Linked DNA regions of Mus musculus: region 2 is linked to region 1. The links are chromatin loops, found by intact Hi-C in ENCODE. Cell type or tissue: left cerebral cortex. All regions are shown on one strand. Each heading gives the region's core, and the rest is flanking DNA. Links, peaks and the distances in the headings are about the cores only. Region 1 holds the start of Gm35882 (a long non-coding RNA gene). Region 2 has its middle 16 kb from the start of Gm36169.

Evidence for each region. Hi-C counts contacts between places; a loop is a spot of excess contacts. Peaks named below come from ENCODE experiments on the same cell type or tissue, not always from the same donor. Only the 100,000 strongest peaks of a DNase experiment are listed, where the experiment ranks them.
Region 2: it touches region 1 in a loop (2.4-fold over the local background); 2 of 42 quality-filtered maps call a loop at or near these places.

The regions. Positions count from the first base shown.
Region 1 is chr16:90,499,581-90,509,316 of GRCm38, forward strand. It overlaps Gm35882 (a long non-coding RNA gene), which reads right to left and starts at 9,450. Exons shown (of 3, transcript XR_003951976.1): 1 at 9,333-9,450; 2 at 5,943-6,143; 3 at 4,579-4,811. Gm41490 (a long non-coding RNA gene) reads left to right here and starts at 9,495. Exons shown (of 2, transcript XR_876228.2): 1 at 9,495-9,562. In left cerebral cortex, for the core only: no CTCF peak of the experiment used is centred there; a DNase peak (open chromatin) is centred at 5,848.
Region 2 is chr16:90,688,916-90,698,651 of GRCm38, forward strand. No RefSeq gene overlaps it. Among named protein-coding and RNA genes, the nearest start is that of Gm36169, 16 kb to the left of the region's middle. In left cerebral cortex, for the core only: CTCF peaks have their summits at 4,101, 4,301 and 5,982 (motif pointing right); DNase peaks (open chromatin) are centred at 3,961, 6,047, 6,363 and 7,556; H3K27ac peaks cover 2,191 bases.

The sequences.
Region 1 (9,736 bases), core at 1,097-9,096:
CTTAAAACATTGAGTCTAAGTAAGGCGCAGGGTACTTAAACCTCTTGGCACAGACACAAATGAGGACTTGGGAGCATTTTCAACCACAGGAGCCCCTGGTTAATCTCATCCCCGGGGTGGGGGTGGGGGGTGTTTACAAAGGGTTATGTGGCTATGCGCTGAGTGGAAGCTCAACATGGCTCCCCAATGTACTGTTCACATTCAAAGGTCAGGATTTCCCAAGTTGAACCAGAGACAGATGGATATCCATGAATCTTGCTTCTGGAGTCAGTCATTATTTTAGGTCCTGGATCAGGGGAAGGGGTGGATATCTGTTGGGGCAGAAGTAGATTCGCCGTTTGGATTTTCTGGGTGTGACACCAGTCACCTGCTCACAATGTTTTTCTATAGGTGCCGCCACGCCACCGTCCTTAACAACTTGTGTCCCTTTTCCATAGGGACTCCAGGCTCAGCAGGTTGCACGGCAGGGCCCCTGTTCCCACTATTCAGACTCAAAGTGCAGTTAGAGATGCAGGAGCAGTTTGTAATGTGATGTTTTATTTGAAGAATCACAAGATTTCAGAGCAGGAAGGAACCTGAGACTCTGTGATCCAACCTCTTCCTCTTCCTCCTCCTCTTCCCCCTTTCCCTCCCACCCCTCCCCCTTTCCCTCCCCTCCCCCTCCCTCTTCCTCTTCTTTTCTTCTTCAAGGTCTCCTGTACTCCAGGCTTACAATGAAGTCATAATCCTCCTGCCTCAGCCTTCTGAGTGCTGAGAGAACACATGTATGTACCGCCAGCATACCCTACTCTCTCAGTCTGTGTTTTGCTTTGTTGTTTAGATAAGGTCTTACTATGTAGCCTAGGCTGACCTCAAAGTCACAATCCTCCTGACTCAACCTTCTTCATGATAGGACAGACACCACCGTACTCAGCTACCCAAGAGGATACCCAGAATCCCTGGGTGAGCTGGCTGCTTTGGGCTTAGAGGAAAGTTGAGGGCCAATGGAGCTGTCACTGCAGCAGGCACTTCCAAGGCTCTCTCATCCTTGAATCATCCTCAAAATGGCGTCTCCAGCCGCTGCAGATTGCTAAGTGCAGTCCTCTCTGCTACCCTCCTCTGCTTACGGAAGCTCCATAGACTGCTTCAATTTTTTTTTTTTTTTTTTGCACTTTCTGGTTTTCTTCAGTAAATCTGACATAAATAGGCATCCCTCATTACCTACTGGGGTTTGTGAGACTAAACCCATAGAACATTTACACAGAGGCACATCACAGAGCGAGACAGATTTGGAAAGAATGCAAGGCAAGACTGGCTGGGTTTTGTTTTGTTTTTTACAGCAGGGTCTGGGAAGCCTCTTGGTTACTGCGTTTGTTTTCTGTGTACGAGTCTCTGTGCCACAGACACCCTGAGAATAATTCAGAGCAGGGCTGGGAGCTAGTTCAATGTAATGTCGTCACTTTTCAATGGAAGGAGTGTGTTTCCTGCATGGTGAATGAGTGTATTATCTGTGGCAGTTGTTGGCTCAGGGGAGCTCCTCAGACATAGGCTTCGCAGACAAATGAGGTACATGTTTGTGTGTCTTTGCTGTGGGTGTGTTTTCAGGGCACCCTGTCCTGGGATGTCCGTAGGCATGCAGCAACAGTGGGGGAGGGTGGTGGGGCATGAGGCTCCGCCCTGCCAACTCACCTTCCACAGACACCTCATCTGAGTTGGTGCTCGATCCTGCAATGAGATATCTGGGGGAATCCTCTCTGGGGTCATAGGCCAGTGAGCTACAAAGAGAACCATGGGACCAACTGGAGTCAAGCAGCTTATCATGAAAGATGGCACATGACAGAGAAATCACCTGGAAACAGATTTACAGGCGAAGAAAGAGATGGCGCTGGCTTCCAGGCCAGGCTACTGGCAGTTCCTACAGAGAAGATGGCCTATGATGAAAGTGAAGGCCTTAACTCTTAACTCACTTTTACACATTGTACAATAGCAAAACCCAGTTTTCCTAGATGTCACCCCACAGACAGCTGACAAAGGGGCAGGTAGAGTCTTGTACTAGGAACAGTTTTCACCCAGAACTGGGTAGAGAGGTTCACTGGTGTTCTCCCATGAGCAGCCCGTGTGTGGGATCCTTTGGGCTCCACTTGCGTAACATACACCCCAGATCCTAATGTTTTTCTCACTAAAGATTTGTTTTCTACACAAATTTTAATGAAAGTCACTTAAATACCATCAGAGAAGATGAGTGAATTATTGTAAAAGCCAGAGGTTGGAGACAAGGGGCAGAAAGCCTTGTCTTCTCAACATGACTAGATCTCTGCGCTCATGAGCTGTGGCAGCTGTGGTAGCCTGCATGGGACCAAGCCAGTCAAGCCAGCATGGAGTGGGAGGGGCCTACCCCCATCCCATCCCGAGGAACTGTAGACAACTGGTAGATTCTTGGGGAGGGAGAGTCAGTTTTCTTTAAGGGTACGGCTCCTAGTAGGTCAACCACACTCCAATGGATGGCCCCATACCCAGAAATACATGGACAATACAAACTGGACTCGATGGGTTACTTAAAAAGAATATATTAAAAAAAAAAAAAGGCTAGGAAATTGAGCAGGTGGGGAAGTGGAGATCAATCTAGAGAGGGAAAATATCAAAATATACATCATATGAAATTCTTTTTCTCTGTCTCTCTCTGTCACTGTGTCTCTGTCTCGTGTGTGTGTTGGGGGGGGTGTTCAACCACAGTTCTTGCACACCTACAGGAAGGGAGAGCAAGAGAGTTCCCACCCGCTGGTTAGTTCTCTTCAAGGGGCGAATCGTAAGTCTTGAACTGCGCTTTGGGCCTTGCCTCTGAGCACTAGGCTGGAAAATGCACAATTTGGCTCTCTGGGTTGCAATGAGTGTCTCTGCCATAGACAAGGTGCAGAGAGGCACCGTTTGAAGGGCGCTGTTGCTTTGCATTTCCTGGGAAATGTAAAACAAACCACCAAAGCCACATTTACTCACCCCAGCCAGACCCAAGAACAGTTTCTGGTCAGATGTGGTTGCTCACACCTTTAATCCCAGCACCCTGGAGGATCTCTGAATTCAAGGCCAACCTGGTCACCACTGCCGGCTCTAGCCTAGGTAACAAACTTATTGGGGTTATTAACAGAAGCAAAAATGACTCAAAGCAGCAGAAAGCCCACTAAGTAACTTAGGGACAGCTGTCCCATCAGGAATTCCTACCCAGCTGTTCACAACCCCCCAACCCCCATAGTGTGATGACTGGGGCCTTGGAGAGGGGCCTCACGAGGACTGTAAAGGCCTTGGGAGTCTCAAGATCCTCTCCTCTCCTAGGAGGGATGTGGGCAGGCCTGATCTTAAGAATCTTGGGCAGATCATCAGTGTTGACCCACTTCAAGATGGCAGCAGTTGTGTCCAATCTGGAAGAAACAGCCACCTCATAGTTCCTAGCGCTGAGTTTGGTAGTTTATGCCTGTAATCCTAGCACTGCGGGGTGGGGTGGAGGTGGGGTATTAAAGCAGAGAGGATTGCAAGTGTAAGGCCAGCCTGGGCTACAGAGCGAGGCTCTATCAATAACCATCACTAAAATCAGACAAGCCTCACTCCACAGTTATACAACCATGGTAGCTCTTAGTAAGTGAGGGATTTGGGTGCACATGTGTGTGTGCATGGAGACCACAGGGCAACCGTGGCTGTCGCTCTTCAGTTGCTATCTACTTGGAACGTTGAGACGGGATTGCTCACTGACCTGGGACTTTTCCTCGTAGCTGGGCTGGCTGTTTTTTACGAGCCTCGGGACCTTCCGGTCTGTGCATCCCCAGCACTGGGACTGCACCCACCACACCCAGCTTTGTTTGTGGTTTGTTTTGTTGCTGTTTTCAGCATGGGACAGGGGGACTGAACTCGGGTCTTCACGCTTATGAGGCAAGCCATCTACCAAAGGCAATATCGGTAAGGAACCACACTGGTAAATTCTAATCTCATTTGCCAAGAGCACATTAAGGTGATTTGTGTTCTTAAAATTCATATGTTGAAGCCCTAATCCTTATTACTTCAGAATGTGACACCTTGAGAGACAAATTCAAATGAGGCCACTGGGGTGAGACCTGATCTAATCGCAGCAGGGACACCAGACAGCAAAGATCATTCGAGGACAGGGGAGAGAGCAGCGGCTGCAGCAATAGCTAGGAGGCTGGCCTGAAACCACCTCATTCTGGCAGAAAGGTGGGCCAATAGACACTGCAGTAGAAGCCACCTCGTCTAGGATGTTTTATTTAAATGGGTGACCTGCAGACTAACATGGAGAGACAGCCAGAGAGTAATGGTTCATAGAGTCTGCAAATCTTACGATTTTTACCCATGTGCTATACTCATTCAACATTTCTCTGACCATGAAATGACTTCCAGAAAGTTCCCTGGCTTGGGAATAAAACTTCCACCTTTTCCATGTGTTCCTCACGAGTTCAATTAATTAAAAAAAAGAAAACCCCCTTAAATAGAGATCTGCCAAGTTTATCTCCAAAGGACCACACAGGCGATATTTTCAGTTTAGAGATTTTGTTTTTGTTTTTCTTTGGTTTTTATACTACTACAACAACAACAACCACAAACTAACAAACAAAAACGTCCATTGAATTGTTGTTTTCCTTTTGCAAGGATCTAAAATAGAAAATCCATTTTATTCGGTGGACATACAAAAGTCGACCACGGCTGCCTTCAGCCCTCAGGATGCGGTTGGCTGTGCCCTGACGTTGTCTTCACAAGGACACTGTGAGGTGTCAGATTCTCTGTCTCACAGGCATGGTCATGGAGCTCTGACCTGTGCTGAGCCAGGACTTCTGCAGTCAGACACCAAAAAAAAAAAAAAAAAAAAAAAAAAAAAAAAAAGTGTTTTAAGAGGTTGCCTCATGGGAGAGGACCAGAGAAAGAGGGAAAGAGAGGAAAGAGAAGAGGGAGGGAAAGAGGGAGAGAAGGACACACACACAGAGACTGAGACAGAAAGAGGGTGGGAGACACACACAGAGACAGAGAGAGTTCCCCATTCATGATGCATGGGTCATTTGGCTTTCTGTGCTCTCAGCAGGATCCATGTAAGCTCACTTGTTAAGTGTTTGGAAAATGATTTAACCTAACAGGGAGGCAGAGGTTAGGACCCCAATTTTCCAAACTTTATCATCCTTTCTTATTTTGCTTTTGGTGTCAGTCTATTTTTCATGATTATAACTAAGTGCCTTAGGCAGAATAAAGGAGTTCACTCAGCTCAGGGTACTGGTCCGAGATTGGCACCTGCTTATAGATGTGGGACAGTTGTGTCCACCCATCCTCCAGTCTCTCTTTCCTATGGAGCCCCTGGTACTCAGTGGCAGGGCGGGGCTCCATCCTCATCACCTCATGGTGTCTCCATCAGCTCCGAGAGGCCCCACCTCTAAACAAAGTGGGATTGCATTTTCATACCCTCACAACGGGGATCAAGTTTCAATGCATGCATCATTCAGGGACACACATCCCAGCCATCCTCGACCCACAGCAAATGTGCAGGGCCCTTCATGAGCACAGCAATGCTTGGGTAGAGCCATGGTGACGCCAGTCTGCTGAGGCCATCAAGTACCCGACGCTGGACTCCATTCCTGTCTCTGTGAAGAGTGGTTCCGTGCCCCTGTCATCCAGCTGCTTCCCATTTCAAGCCATTTCCTTCTTCTCTATTGCAAAGAACCCCCAAATCTGGGCCCTCGTTTGCATATCAAAAGGGGATGCTTTGCTCAAAGTCTAAATGGAGGACAACTACGACTATGATGGTGTGAATCAGAATGATCCCTCTCAACTAGTCACGGCCATTAGTCAGAACCAGATGACACAGGGCCACGGTTGGATAAGTATCCCTGCCAGGGAGATACAAATTGTGTCTTCTGAGTCAGAGTTCCAAATAGCCAAATTCAAGTGTCCTTCCCACCCACGGCCACTTCAATTACGTGAGCCATTCTCGCTGTCATTTTGGCCATTCTTGAAGAATCACAGCGACCTTAGAGTTGACCTGTCTCTGGGCTCCAATCCTTGGAAGTGTGAAGCATCGCCAGGAAACGGATTCTCAGGATGAGCACAAACCGGCTTCTTGGAGATTTTATAGTTTTTATAACTCACAGCTGATTGCTCAGCAAACTTTAATTTGTCCTCTATTCAGATTCAAAAAAAAAAAAAAAAAAAAAAGATCAGAATGAAATGTTCTCAGCAGTATGGCTCTCCTCATCCTGTCTGCTTTGAGACATATCAGCAAATCATGGCAGAAAGATGAAGTCAAACTGGACCTCCCTTGAAGGCCAGGATTGAGAAACGATGCCTCAGAGGACTCTTGGTTCATAGGCAATAGCATCTGTCTCTGAGCCCAGTTCCCAAACAGCTAACCCAGAGGACTCTAGAATGGAAAGGCCCCTGGGGGGGGTGCTTTGGGGAGCATGGCATCTGGAGGAGTTTACCCATGCTCTTTAGCAGAACTTTGTACTTCAGGGAAAGTGGGCACGAGGGTGAGCATGATAGGAGATTGGTTTCTGGGAAAGGTTTGAAGGAGAAGGGTCTGTGGGTGGGATGTGCTCTACCTCCTCTGAGTCCTCTCAGTTTTGTGATGCAGCCCTGAATATACTGCATGACAGTCATTGCATTAGAAAGAGCCTGGAACCACCCCTTACTTATTCCTGCACCTGTGTGCAGCGTCCAAGCATGTACTTAAGGATAGGTTTGTGGGTAGATGGATGACGTATTAGTTACCTTTCTCATCACTCTAGCTAAATCCATCACCAGAAGAGAATTTTAAAGACTTGATAAAAATGTGGTTCAGTTTTTATCATGGCGAAGAGAGCATCATGGAAGAGAACAGAGAAGTTCACATCCTGGCTGAGGGACACGCAGAGAGAAGAGAAATGTCCGTGCTCACCTGCCTTCTGCCTTTCACCTTCCTTCGCATTTATCCTTTTGAGCCCTCACCCTAGAGGATGGTACATGCCCATTCATGAGAGGTCCTGCTTGCTTAGTTAACCCTCTTCAGAATTGCGCAAGTGGACACACCTAGAGATGTGTATCCACAATTCCCTAGGTAATATAAAGTTAGTCAGGTCGGCAGTAAGTGTAACCACCATAGAGGGTAAATGAACGGTGCTTACATGGATGGGTGTGAGTGCATTTAGAGGTCCATAGGGTGAGCCCTCATTGGGCCTCACTGTGGTCCTAGTAAGAAGAGGAAATGTGTACACTCAGAGGTAACACCAGGAATTCAAGGACACAGTGTGAAGGCAGCGACCTGAAGCTAAGTCCTCTAAGGATCCACTCAACAATACTTTGGTCTAAGACCTCAGTCTCCAGAACTGTAGGCCATAGCTTGTTGTTGTTTAAGCCACTCTGTGTGTGTGTGTATGTGTATGTGTGTATGTGTGTGTGTGTGTGTGTGTGTGTGTGTGTGTGTGTGTGTGTGTGTGGTGTTTCATCATGCATGTTCTTCTGTAGCCAACCAGTCATTTACAAACAGAAGATGCAGGTTAGTGAAACCCACCCAGAGGGAATCCGGGTGCTTACTTGAAGCTGCTGAAATAAGATAGGCAGACACCAGAGCTCACTCCTGCTTGCCACATTCACAGGCAGGCAGGCAGAGGGTGGCAAGAGAAAGGCTTTGGGTGCTCTCTGTTCGGCACAAGGAACCTGGAGGTGACCTATCTAGATGTGGCAGCTGGTTTTGTGTTAACTTGACACAAGCTAGAGTTATTTGAAAGGAGGGAACCTCAGTTGAGAAAGTGCCTCCATCAGATCCAGATGTAGGGCATTTTCTTGATTAGTGATTGATAGGGGGAAGGCCCAGCCCGTTGTGGGTGTGGCTATCCCTGGGCTGGTGGTTCTAGGTACCATGAGAAACAGGCTGAGCAAGCCAGTGAGCAGCATCACTCTTCCATGGCCTTCGCATCAGCTCCTGCCTCCAGCCAGGTTCCTGGCCTGCTTGAGTTTCCACAGTGATAGACTATAATGTAGAATTATAAGCCAAATAAGCCCTTTCCTCTCCAACTGGCTCTTTTGGTTGTGGGGTTTTGTTACAGCAATAGTAACAGTAACTAAGATGCTGGGTGTACGGCATCTTTTGTGACTGGTTTGAAGAGCTTATGTGGCTTCCTTCTGATTGGTTTGGAGTTGGATACTAGGGTTAATACTTAGGTGCTTGGAGTTACTACTTAGGGAAGTCTGTAGTCATTGAACAAACCGAGGCCATGCGGACTCATTGCTGTAAATTGTAGCTTCATGGGTCATTCACCTTAGAAGCCCCATGTGTTTCTGGCTGTCGTAACTTCCTGGGTCTGTTATAGAAAATTACCCCAAACTCTATGGTTCAAAAGAAAAACATCTTCATCTCCAAGTCTATGGAGAATGAAACTAGCAAGGCCGTGCTCTGAGCCTCTAGGGCAGGGCTCTTCCCTCCTCTTCTGCTTCTGGTCGTTAACCTTGGGTTTTTTGGTCCATTCTGTTCTGATGGCCTAGCTTCTCATGACATCTATGTGTCTTTGAGTCTTTACAAAGCCTTTTCCTAAGGATATCAGTAACTGGGTTTAGGGCCCACCTTGCTTCAGTATCCCCCTCAATTGGTTCTGCAATGACACTATTGCAGATAAGGTTACTTCCTGAGGGACACGGATACTACCCGACTGATTCTATTGGTTAAGGGACCTTCTACTGTTGATATGGCTAAAAGGCTTCCTGAGTTTGGAGTTTGCATGAGACCTTAGGCATGGCAGGAGATTTCATTATAAAGTCTTAATATGTTCAGGGAGGTGACAGTTGAGAGGCAACCATTTGGTAGAAACTGTGAGGTCTTTACATATGGGAGGAGAGAGACCCACATCTAGCTAAACAGGGCGATGGGAAGGCTCTCTCCAAGGGCGGCAGACCACGGGGCCAGGCTGATGGTCTGACCTCCAACACAGACTTTTTCAAACAAACCAGAGAGACAGTTGGGGTGCCCACAGGCACCGAGTTATAGGAGTGCTGTGTGGAAGGCTTATGAAATCCTGATGTAATCTGTCATATTCTCTCACTCCAAAGCACATGGCTCAGCAGGAGATTTCTGACTCTCAAACACTTATCTCTAGAACGGACACTCGGTAGTGTCAGCAGTGTTTATCGAATCCCAGGGAAAGTCAACATTCAGTTCATTATGACCCAAACTAGTGATGTCACCCCCCAGCCCAGCCCAGCCCAGCATCTTCTGTGTTCCCTCTTAAGGTGAGGGGTATGAGGGATTCCATCTTGCCTGAATCCCAACCCGAGCATTAGTCTAGACGATACTACCCCCATTATCCACATCACCCACATCCAGGCCACACAGTTCCCACCTTTTCTGCCTCCTTCACTAGCTTGAATGCTCCAACGGTGAAGGACTTACCCAAACCATCGTACAATTCAAGATTCGGGTATGATGTGGTAGAACCTTCCCCTAATGAATAAAGATTTTAAGGAACCAATCGCTGGGTGAGTAGGCGGGACTTCCGGGTCCGAGAGAGGAAGAGGGGAGGCAAGAGAAAGAAACTTATTTTTTGGACCGGAGAGAGCATGAAGACGTAATGTAGGTAGCGAGAGGCCCCTGGTTTAAGTGGCGGATCCGCTGGGATGTGCCACTGGAGGATTTATAACTAAAATAGATTACGAAAATTGAATACTAGTTTCTCGCCCAGTGATTGGTCCCTTGAAATCTTTATTCATTAGGGGAAGGTTCCGCCACAGTATATGATACCCACTT
Region 2 (9,736 bases), core at 1,123-9,122, 190 kb after region 1:
TCTCACCCCTACTGTGTGATGCTTTCCAGCTTTGGAAGATTCACCTGTATGTCAATCAAGGCTTCGACCAGCAGCATGTGGGAAGGGACAAAAGAGAAAGAGTGTCCCTTCCTGTGGGAGGGCCACCCGGGGTCATCTATTGCTTTAGCTCGGGTTTTAATGACTAAAAGGTTAAATGTTGCCATACATCCTTGCAAGGAACGATGAGGAACAGGGGTTTTATCTGGAAGCTACAGTCTGTCCACAAATTGAACATGTTACTGCTATGAAGGAAGAAAATGGTGGCTATAGGGGACCAGCTAGTGGGAGGCAGATTGTACTGCTTCCTATCTCAGCAATATGCAGCAAATGATGGTGAAAAATAGCGTCTCCATGGAGATCTCCACATCCTACTTCCCTCTTATGATGTCCCCTTCCTTGCCATCGACTTGCTTGGACCAATGAAATCACAGCAGGAATGATGCAGGTCACTTTCAGGCAGAGTCTATAAAAGCAGGCACATGGCTCATAGTCTCTTCCCTGATCAAGAAACCAGAGAGGGATCCCGTAAGATGGCAGACAGGCTCTATCAATCTCAGAGCTACAGATGAGCTATGTACAGAGCTACACTGACCCGGATGGGCATCGGCAAGAATGATGGATAGGTTGTGTTGTTTTGGCCTGGTTATTGGTGTGCCCATAGCCTACTCAAGCCTAGCCTGCCAGCAACAGTAATACGTCTTCTGCCAGCAGCCTGATGGTAGAATCTTTATTCAAACTGTGCATCCCTTTATCATAAGCACACTAGTACTAGGGGCTGTCTGCCTCAGTTTGAGAGAGAATGCCCTCCATAGGCATATACGCTTGCATGCTTTGTCTCCAACTGAGTTGTTTGGAAGGATTGGGAGGTGTGTCCTTGTTGTAGGAGGTGTGTCCTTGTTGTAGGAGGTGTGTCCTTGTTGTAGGAGGTGTGTCCTTGTTGTAGGAGGTGTGTCCTTGTTGTAGGAGGTGTGTCCTTGTTGTAGGAGGTGTGTCCTTGTTGTAGGAGGTGTGTCCTTGTTGGAGGAGGTGTGTCCTTGTTGGAGGAGGTGTGTCCTTGTTGGAGGAGGTGTGTTGTTGGGGGTGGGCTTTGAAGTTTCAAAAGTCCACAAGGGACCTAGTCTCTGCCCACCCCCACAACACACACACACACACACACACACACACACACACACACACACGTACACGCACACGCACACGCACGCACACACGCACACACGCACCGCCCTCTGCCTTGCAGCCTGTGGATCAGGATGTAAAGTGTTCTCTCTCTCTCTCTCTCTCTCTCTCTCTCTCTCTCTCTCTCTCTCTCTGTCTCTCTCATCTCTCTCTCTCTCTCTCCTACTGCTCAGTGCCTTGCTGATCCGCTTCCCGCCATGATAATAGACTCACCCTCTCAAACTGCAAGCAAGCCCCAATTAAATGCTCTATTTTCTAAGAGTCGCTTCGGTTATGGCGTCTCTTCACAGCAATAGAACCGTAACTAAGTCGTTGGTGTTTACTGAATGTTTGCAGTGAGCCCATTCCGTTAATAACTTAACATAATGAAAATCATTTCAACCTCACTTGGAGAATGCTTCCCACGGTTTTCCTTCAAAGTTGGCCACACAGACGCACAGAAGCTGCTGTTACTTCAAGCAGCTTGTCTGATGGAGTTGTATATAAGAAAGGCATTTCAGGGCACTAAAGTGTGTGCATTAGTGCGTTTTCTAACTTTAGTTTTTCACAAATGGAGAACCAAACAAACAACCAAAAAAACAAAAAAACCACCCAAGATGCTCCTGATCATTATCCCATAATGTTAATGATATTACTGACAATATCCGACTTCCGATTAGATGGACAGTGGGAAGACTTTGTGAATGAGAGGAAAACAGCCACATCGATTCCTTAAGTGGTTGTCCAGTGGCTTCAAGGAGTCCCTGGGGACACTACTGCCTTTCACATTCATGCACTTCAATCTTTTTTTTTTTTTAAAGATTTATTTATTTATTATATGTAAGTATACTGTAGCTGTCTTCAGACACACCAGAAGAGGGAGTCAGATCTTGTTACAGATGGTTGTGAGCCACCATGTGGTTGCTGGGATTTGAACTCTGGACCTTCGGAAGAACAGTCGGGTGCTCTTACCCACTGAGCCATCTCACCAGCCCTGCACTTCAATCTTTATGATCTTTTTCTCACAGCTACAGAAAGGCTGCCACTGCCCTAACTACCGTCTTCATGTGAGAAGACAACATTTTACCAAAAAAAGAAAGGAGAAAACCTGAAAGTAAGGCTTAGCAAAATTAACATTTACATAGTGCAATGATGTTATGAATAATTCTTTTTTTTGTCAGTGAATTTTGTTCTTTCACGCTTTCATACACGTTCACTCAGTACCTCTTACCTCTTCAGCTCCCCTCTAGCCCCATCAGTGCCACACACACACACACACACACACACACACTCCTCCCTATAAATCTCTTTCTCCTAGTCACTGGTTCTGGTTTCATGTCTCACAGAGTTTAGTATGGTGGTCAGTGTGGTCCTGAGTTTGCAACTAGCCAGCAGAGCCTGGTGCACATTGGACACCATGCTTCCCCCTTTCCCAGACTGTTGGTTAATAACAGCGCAGCAGTGTGTGGCAGAGCCGTATCTTCCATTGTGAAGAGTCCCTATCTTCAATTTCTTCTTGGGGCACAGATGGAGTCCTTGGATGATAGTGTAACAGCTGCTTGCAGGCACACCCAGAGGAGTTCCTTCCGGGAACCAAGTATTAAGTGTTATTGGCTTTTTACTTTTTATCTTTTCTCATGAAAAGGGGGGAGCCAAGAACAGGGAGAAGGATATTTTACTTGAGATTAAGTTGAAATCATTTATGCAATGTTTGATTCCCAGAGACAGCTTTCCAGTTGGCCTAAAAAAAAATTCTTCAGAGGCTACATAAATAAGGTTACCTTAAATCCTTCAGAGGCTGGCTCACCCCAATAAGGTTAGATAAAAATATAAAAGCCGGGGCTGGAGAGATGGATCGACGGTTAGGAATGGTTGTGGAATATCCAGACTCTGCTCCGATTACCCACGTAGTGGCCCACAGCCACCTGTACCTCCAGCACCAGGGGATCTAATGTCGTCTTCTTTCCTCTGTGGGAACCGGGCACAAATGTGTTGCACATACGTATGTGTAGGCAAAACTAATACTCATACAGTAAAACTCATACAATAGGACTGAGTAAATCTTTGTGTTAACTTTGGTAGCACATAGACTAAAACTTGGAACCATCCAGAAAATAGCCTGTCCTCTATGCAAAGATGCTGCAAAAATCCATAGAGCATTCCATGAGAAAGAGACGGACAGACAGACAGACAGACTGTAATCATTCTCAGCCATGGACAGAACACTGAAGAACCCAGGGTTGTGGTAGGCACCCACAGTACCAAGTACTTAGCAGGCTGAGGCAGGAGCATGGCCTAAACCTCCTGGATTCAGGATAGTCTGCCCAAAACACCATCTCAAAAACAAGGGTTGGAAAGATAGCTTGACAGTTCAAACCCTGTACTTCTCTTGCAACGGATCATTGTCTGGTTCACAGCATCATGTCCGAAGACTCATGTCTGCTCATAACTTCATCTCCAGGGGCATCTGGCACCCTTGTCAGTCTTCCAGGGGTACCCCTCATTCACACATACACACCCCCACATAAACACTCACAATTAAAAATCAAAACAAAATCTCTGCATGTTAAAACACAACAAAAAAAAAGTCAAATTAGAAAGTAGAATCCCATCGCTAAGACCTTTTAAAGCTGTCCTGTGGGTTATTCATAAGACTCTCACTGTGAAAGGCTCCCAGGACAGGGCTGGCACTGCCTGGCATGTGGGAGCCACCTTGAAATAGAAATGAGATCTTTGACTGAGTCACCAGAGGCTTTTAAAATATTCTGGCCCCAAAAGAGCCACACAGAGAAAGAATACAGGCTGGGACACAGCCCAGCTGGAGTCTGCCCTCGGGGTTGGCATTTGTTGCTGCTGCTATTAGAAGAGGAAGAAGGCAGGAGCTCCAGAGAGCCCTCTGTGGAAGGGAAGCTCTGCGGGCCGGGCACAGCAGTGACATGCTGAGGGCACTTTCCTGAGGAGAAAATATTCAGTGCTTTCAAAGAGAACTACAGTGTGAGCTGACTGAAAGGGACTCTCGGGTTAGTCCCACTGTGCCTCCCGAGCCACGGACTTGGGCTTCTTTTTGACAATGCGCAAAGAAAGGAAGCCGCAGCTGGGGAAATGAACGTCTGTAACGGTGCCAGAGCTGTGGTCCAGCTGTTTGGGGACCTGTGAGAAAAAAAGAGGCCCCGGTCTGTGGGAAGCACGCAGAGATGTCTATGCCACCATGGCGAGATGTGGAGAGAAATGAGCCAGTACTGTGCCTACATGGGAATTAAATTGTCCCCCAAAATCCATCGGGTGACACCTGGTCCGCAGCGTGACGGCACTAAGAGATCTGCCCTTTGGGAGGTGATTGTGCTGAAAAATAGAGCCCTCCGAAGGCTCTGTGTCCTTGTGAGAGCCTGGAAGACTACAGTTTGACCTGCCATCATGGCGGCCACAGTAAGGCAACGTCTTCCATGAATCAGGAAGTGGGCGCACACCAGATACTGAATCTTCCACCATTTGGATATTGCACTTCCAGCCTCTAGAGCAGAGAGAAACAATTTTTGCTGTTGTTTATAAGCCCCCCAGCCTATGGTGGTGTGTCTTAATAGCAGCCCAAAAGGATTAAGACAGGGACCTTGGGCAAAGCCAAAGAATAGAAAGAGATGGTTTCACCACCTGTAACATGATGACCGCAAGGGCATATGGGTACTTGTGAGGGTTAAGTAAGACTTGAGTGTACAGTAAATGTTTGCTTCTGTCCTCTTTGCTCCAGGAACCCAATCCTGTCTGTAAGTGGTCTGTACACACTCCATATGCAAGTAGATAGGACGAAGTACCATCCGAGATGCTTGGAAATGCCATTCGTTATTAGGTTTCTTTTTTAATTGTGTAGTCAAGACAATGTGCATTATCACTTTTCAGTGAACTGCCACAACAAAGTATATTTACACCCGTCTTCCTTGGATTTATTTATTGTTCAAGTTCTTCTCGAAGCTGCTGTAATACCCAGAATTTCGAACTCTTAGTCATGGTTCAGTTCCGGATGTAGCTCGCTTGGCACAGTGCTTGCCTAGTAATTCAGTACGGTGCCCAGTACTGTACTAACTAGGCATAGTGGGACATCCTTGTAAGCCCAGCACTTAGGAGATAGAGGCAGGAAAATCAGGGGTTCAATGCCATTGTTGACTATACAGCAAGTTCCAGGCCACCTTGAGCTACATAAAACCTATTTAAAATAAACACCGGACGCCGAAGCTTTGCATGGCTCTTCTGGGAAGCTTGACATATGCCCATTAAATATTTAGACTTTTCTTTCTTTTTATTTTTTAAATGGAGGCCTGTCATGTTGCTAAAAATGTAGTCCTGTTCCTTATGCAATAATCCCTTGAAGCCACACTTAAACACTGCAGCTGTATTTGACTTTTGAATAGTCCACCGTTAGATACACGTCTAGCCAGAGCTTCATGACCCAACACTGTTGTTCTCAAAGTTCCTGCACACAGCATTTATCTGTTCACTGTTTTTATACGCAGTTTTGTGGCTCTGAAGATTAAGCATAGAGATAATTGGGTTTGGGTTTAGGTAAATAGTTTGGTATGATTGTCTTGAAAGTAAAATGTCAAATTCTTCACCACACAAAGGAAATACATTTAAACTGCAGGTAAGGTTTCAGTGGAGTCCCACCTTCCTCGAGAAAGAGAGCATCTACCTGGTTGACAGAAATACTCAAGAAAGGGGCAGAGGCCAGACACAGTAATCAGACATTCAGGGCCAGCCCCATCCATATACCAAGTCTACGGTCAAAGGTCAAGCTGAGTTGCACGATGCCCTGTAGGTGGCGGTAGTGAGAAAGGATAAGAGAGCCAGTTACCACAGATGGGCACCAAGTGGCAACTTAAAAATCATCGCTCTCTATGATTCAGTCTTCTGAAGATAGTGGGCTAGACTGTGTGCTATATTCCGAGTGAGGTTAGCACCCATCATATCAACGTTGGTGACGAGCTGATGGGTGGGGGTGGCTCGCTGCCCCACCTCACCATGTAAAGTGGTAATATCTTCGTGCAAGCACTCTGATGTTCACCCAGTGGTGGAATCGCCTAATTCAGCATTTTGCTGAACATGTTTATGTCATTGAGCAACACACCACCACGTTCCCCTGACTTTAAAAGGAAAGAACATGGGGTTTCTGAGAATTTAGACTCGGGGCCAGCTTTTCCAATCTTGTCGACTGTCTACTGCACCAGACTGTCGGAAGCAGAGACGTGAGAAACTGAACATCTGAGAAGGAACTGGGAGTTCTCCGGATGGCTTCCTGGTGCCCCTCCTCCCCTTGATGGGGAGGAGATGAGACGTACACATGTCAACTCCAGCAGCTCAGTACTATCAGAAGCAAAAGTTAACTGTGGGATGGGAGGTGCCTCAGCGGTAAAGGGCAAGTCTAACATGCATAGATTCCTGGATTCAAAATCACTCCCCCTCCCTCCTTCCCCTTCTCTCTGTTTCTGTCTTTCTCTGTCTCTCTCTTTTTGTTTGTGTGTCTCTGTGTGTGAGTTTGTATCTCTCTCTCTGTGTCTCTCATTGTGTGTCTGTGTCCCTATCGATATGTCTCTGTCTCTCTCTGTATATCTCTGTCTCTCTATGTGTCTCTTTTTGTGTTTCTTTCTGTGTTTATGTCTCTCTGTCTCTCTTTCTCTGTGTCTGTGTGTGTTTGTATCTCTGTGTGTGTGTGTCTCTAATGTATGTGTCTGTGTCCCTATCTGTCTCTGTTTCTGTGTGTGTGTCTGTGTCTTTCTCTGTCTGTATCTCTGTCTGTTTCTGTGTCTCTCTGTTTCTGTGTCTCTCTGTCTTCCCTCTGTCTCTGTCTCTTTTTCTCTCTCTCTCCAAACCCACCTTATTTTGCTGCTTTCATGACCCACAGAAGGTCAGGGATGGTTTCTTATCAATTCTTTAGCAGGAACACGCATCACAGCTGCAAGGGCGACCTCATAGGGACCGTTTCCTAACAAAGGCCAGAACCCGGCCACCCCCATCCCACAGAATGCCTCAGAGATGCCTGGCTGTGGAAGCAGTGCCTACTCTGCCTTTCACAGCATTTTAAATAGAATAGAATAGGTAAATTTAGGTACAAAAATATATTATTTTCCCCATAGGACTTAACATAATTAGTTCATTTTGATGGAGGGGGAGGAAATGCAGCCCAGGACTATCTGTTTTCTCTAGAACTGTGCCATACAAAAAAGAAAAGAGAGGGGAAAAAAAAAACTCCCCACCAGCGCAGCATAGAAAAACGTCTCGGCCCCTCATTTGTGAAATAGTCGCCATGGGAGCAAAGAACTTTCTCTTGTGACTCCTTTAGAATGCAGGCTGCATGCAGCCAGTGAACCCTTATTCATTTTAGGCAACAAATCTTGGGTCCCTGCTAGGCAGAGGGCCATGTGGCCCACATAGAAGAAGAAACACCGAGTCCTCGGCCTCCTGAAGCTGCTGCGCTGTGGTGCTGTGATGCACATGGGCAGCAAAGACCCAGAGGTGGAAGACTGAGTGCCTGCTACCAGCTGAGTCCTAAGACGTGACTCAACTATACTCTGCTGCATCTACCTCTCCATGGCAAAGCCAGAATGAAACCGGGGACCTAGACACAGACTCCCACAGGAGCCAGGAGTGAGAGCAGATGAGCGAGGGCCAGCCCACCCAAGAATGGTGTTGGAGCAGCTGGGCCACCACCAGCAGCCACAACAGGAATAGTTCACCTACCCCAAACCTCACACCTGATGCAGGTCGATCATTAACTCAAGAACAGGAAACTCTCGACATACTTAGAGAAAGCAGGGAAGAAAATATCTGTGAGCATGGCTCAGGTAAAGAGTTCTTAGGCAAAACACCAAAGATAAACCAGACAGTTGGTTTGGACCTCACCGACATCAACAGTCTCCACTCTGTGAAAAGCTGAAGGGATGATGGGTAAGCTGGAAAGGAAGAGAAAAGCTGACTGGATTTTTCAGTTTCCTTATTGCTGTGACCAAAAAAGGACAACTCAGGGAGCTGGAGAGATGAGTGCAGAGGTGAGGAGCACCGGATGCTCTTCTGGAGGACCCAGGTTCAATTCTCAGCACCTAAAGGTAACTCACACCCATCTGTAACTCCTGTTCTAGGGGATTGGATGCCCCCTTCTGGCTTCTGTGGGTGCTAGGCAAATATGGTAGAAGTGCATGCAAACAAAATACACATTAATAAAAAAATGAAATAGAAAGGAAGGAAGGAAGGAAGGAAGGAAGGAAGGAAGGAAGGAAGGAAGGAAGAGGAAGAGGGAAGGAAGGAGGAGGAAGGAAGGAAGGAAGAGGAGGAAGAAGGAATGAAGGAGGAAGAAGGAAAGGAAGGAAGGAAGGAAGGAAGGAAGGGAGGGAGGGAGGGAGGGAGGAAGGGAGGGAGGAAAGAAAGAAGGAAGGAAGGAAGAAGAAAGGAAGGAAGAAGAAAGAAAGGAAGAAGGAAAGGAGGGAGGAAGGAAAGAAGGAAGGAAGGAAGAAGAAAGGAGGAGAAAAAAGAAGAAAGGAAGGAAGAAGAAAGGAAGGAAGAAGGAAAGAAGGAGGAAGGAAAGAAGGAAGGGAGGAAGGGAGGAAGGGAGGAAGGGAGGAAGGAAGGAAGGAAGGAAGGAAGGAAGGAAGGAAGGAAGGAAGGAAGGACAGAGCCAGAAAGACGGCTCAGCAGGTAAAGATGTTTGCCATTAAGCCCAGCCACCTGAGTTTGATCCTCAAGACGCACACGAAGGTGAAAAAAGCAAACGTATCCCACGGAGTTGCCCTGACCTCCATATATACACCATGACATGATACAGATCTACATACAGACATCATGTGCACACAATAACTAATTAAAAAGAAGCAACTCCAAGGAGGAAGAATTACTAAGTTCGAGAACATACAGTCTGTCATGGAATGAAAAGTATGCTGGCAGGAGGCTCCCTGGAGGCAGGACTGCCACTGGGCCTCATCTTCTCCTCATATATCAGGAGGACCAGAAACAGAGAGCAGCCTAGAAGTGTGCTGGGTTCTGAAACTTCAAGGTCTGCCCCCGCTCACTTACCCTCTCCAGTGAGATTCCACCCCCTAAAGATTCCACAGCCTTCTAAAGCAAGGCCACACAGAGATCAAGTGTGCAAATACATGAGACACATTCAAAACACAACCCCCGACCCCTGGCTCCGTGGCCCATGGTCATCTCAATACGAATCGCATTCAACCCAACTTAAAAAGTCCCCACAGTGGATAACAGTCTCAACATTGCTGAAAAGGCCAAAAGCTCTTCTGAGGAGACTTGAGGCAAACCCTTCAAAATGAGACACTGGGAGACCAATGTATTCCCAAGTGTGGAAAGGCACAGGGCAAACATTCTCATTCCATGTGGGCACAGCATGGAATGATCAGGCCATAGCAAGACCAAACTGAGCAAGGCAAACACCAGAGCTCGCAGCCCCAGGTCAAGCATCTGAGGTCTGTGGCGAAATCATCTGAGCTCCGGGGGTCTTGGGCAGCTGCACTCCTCCAGCTCTGCCATCTACAGCACGTGTTGCCTCTGTCCTGGGCTGCCTCCA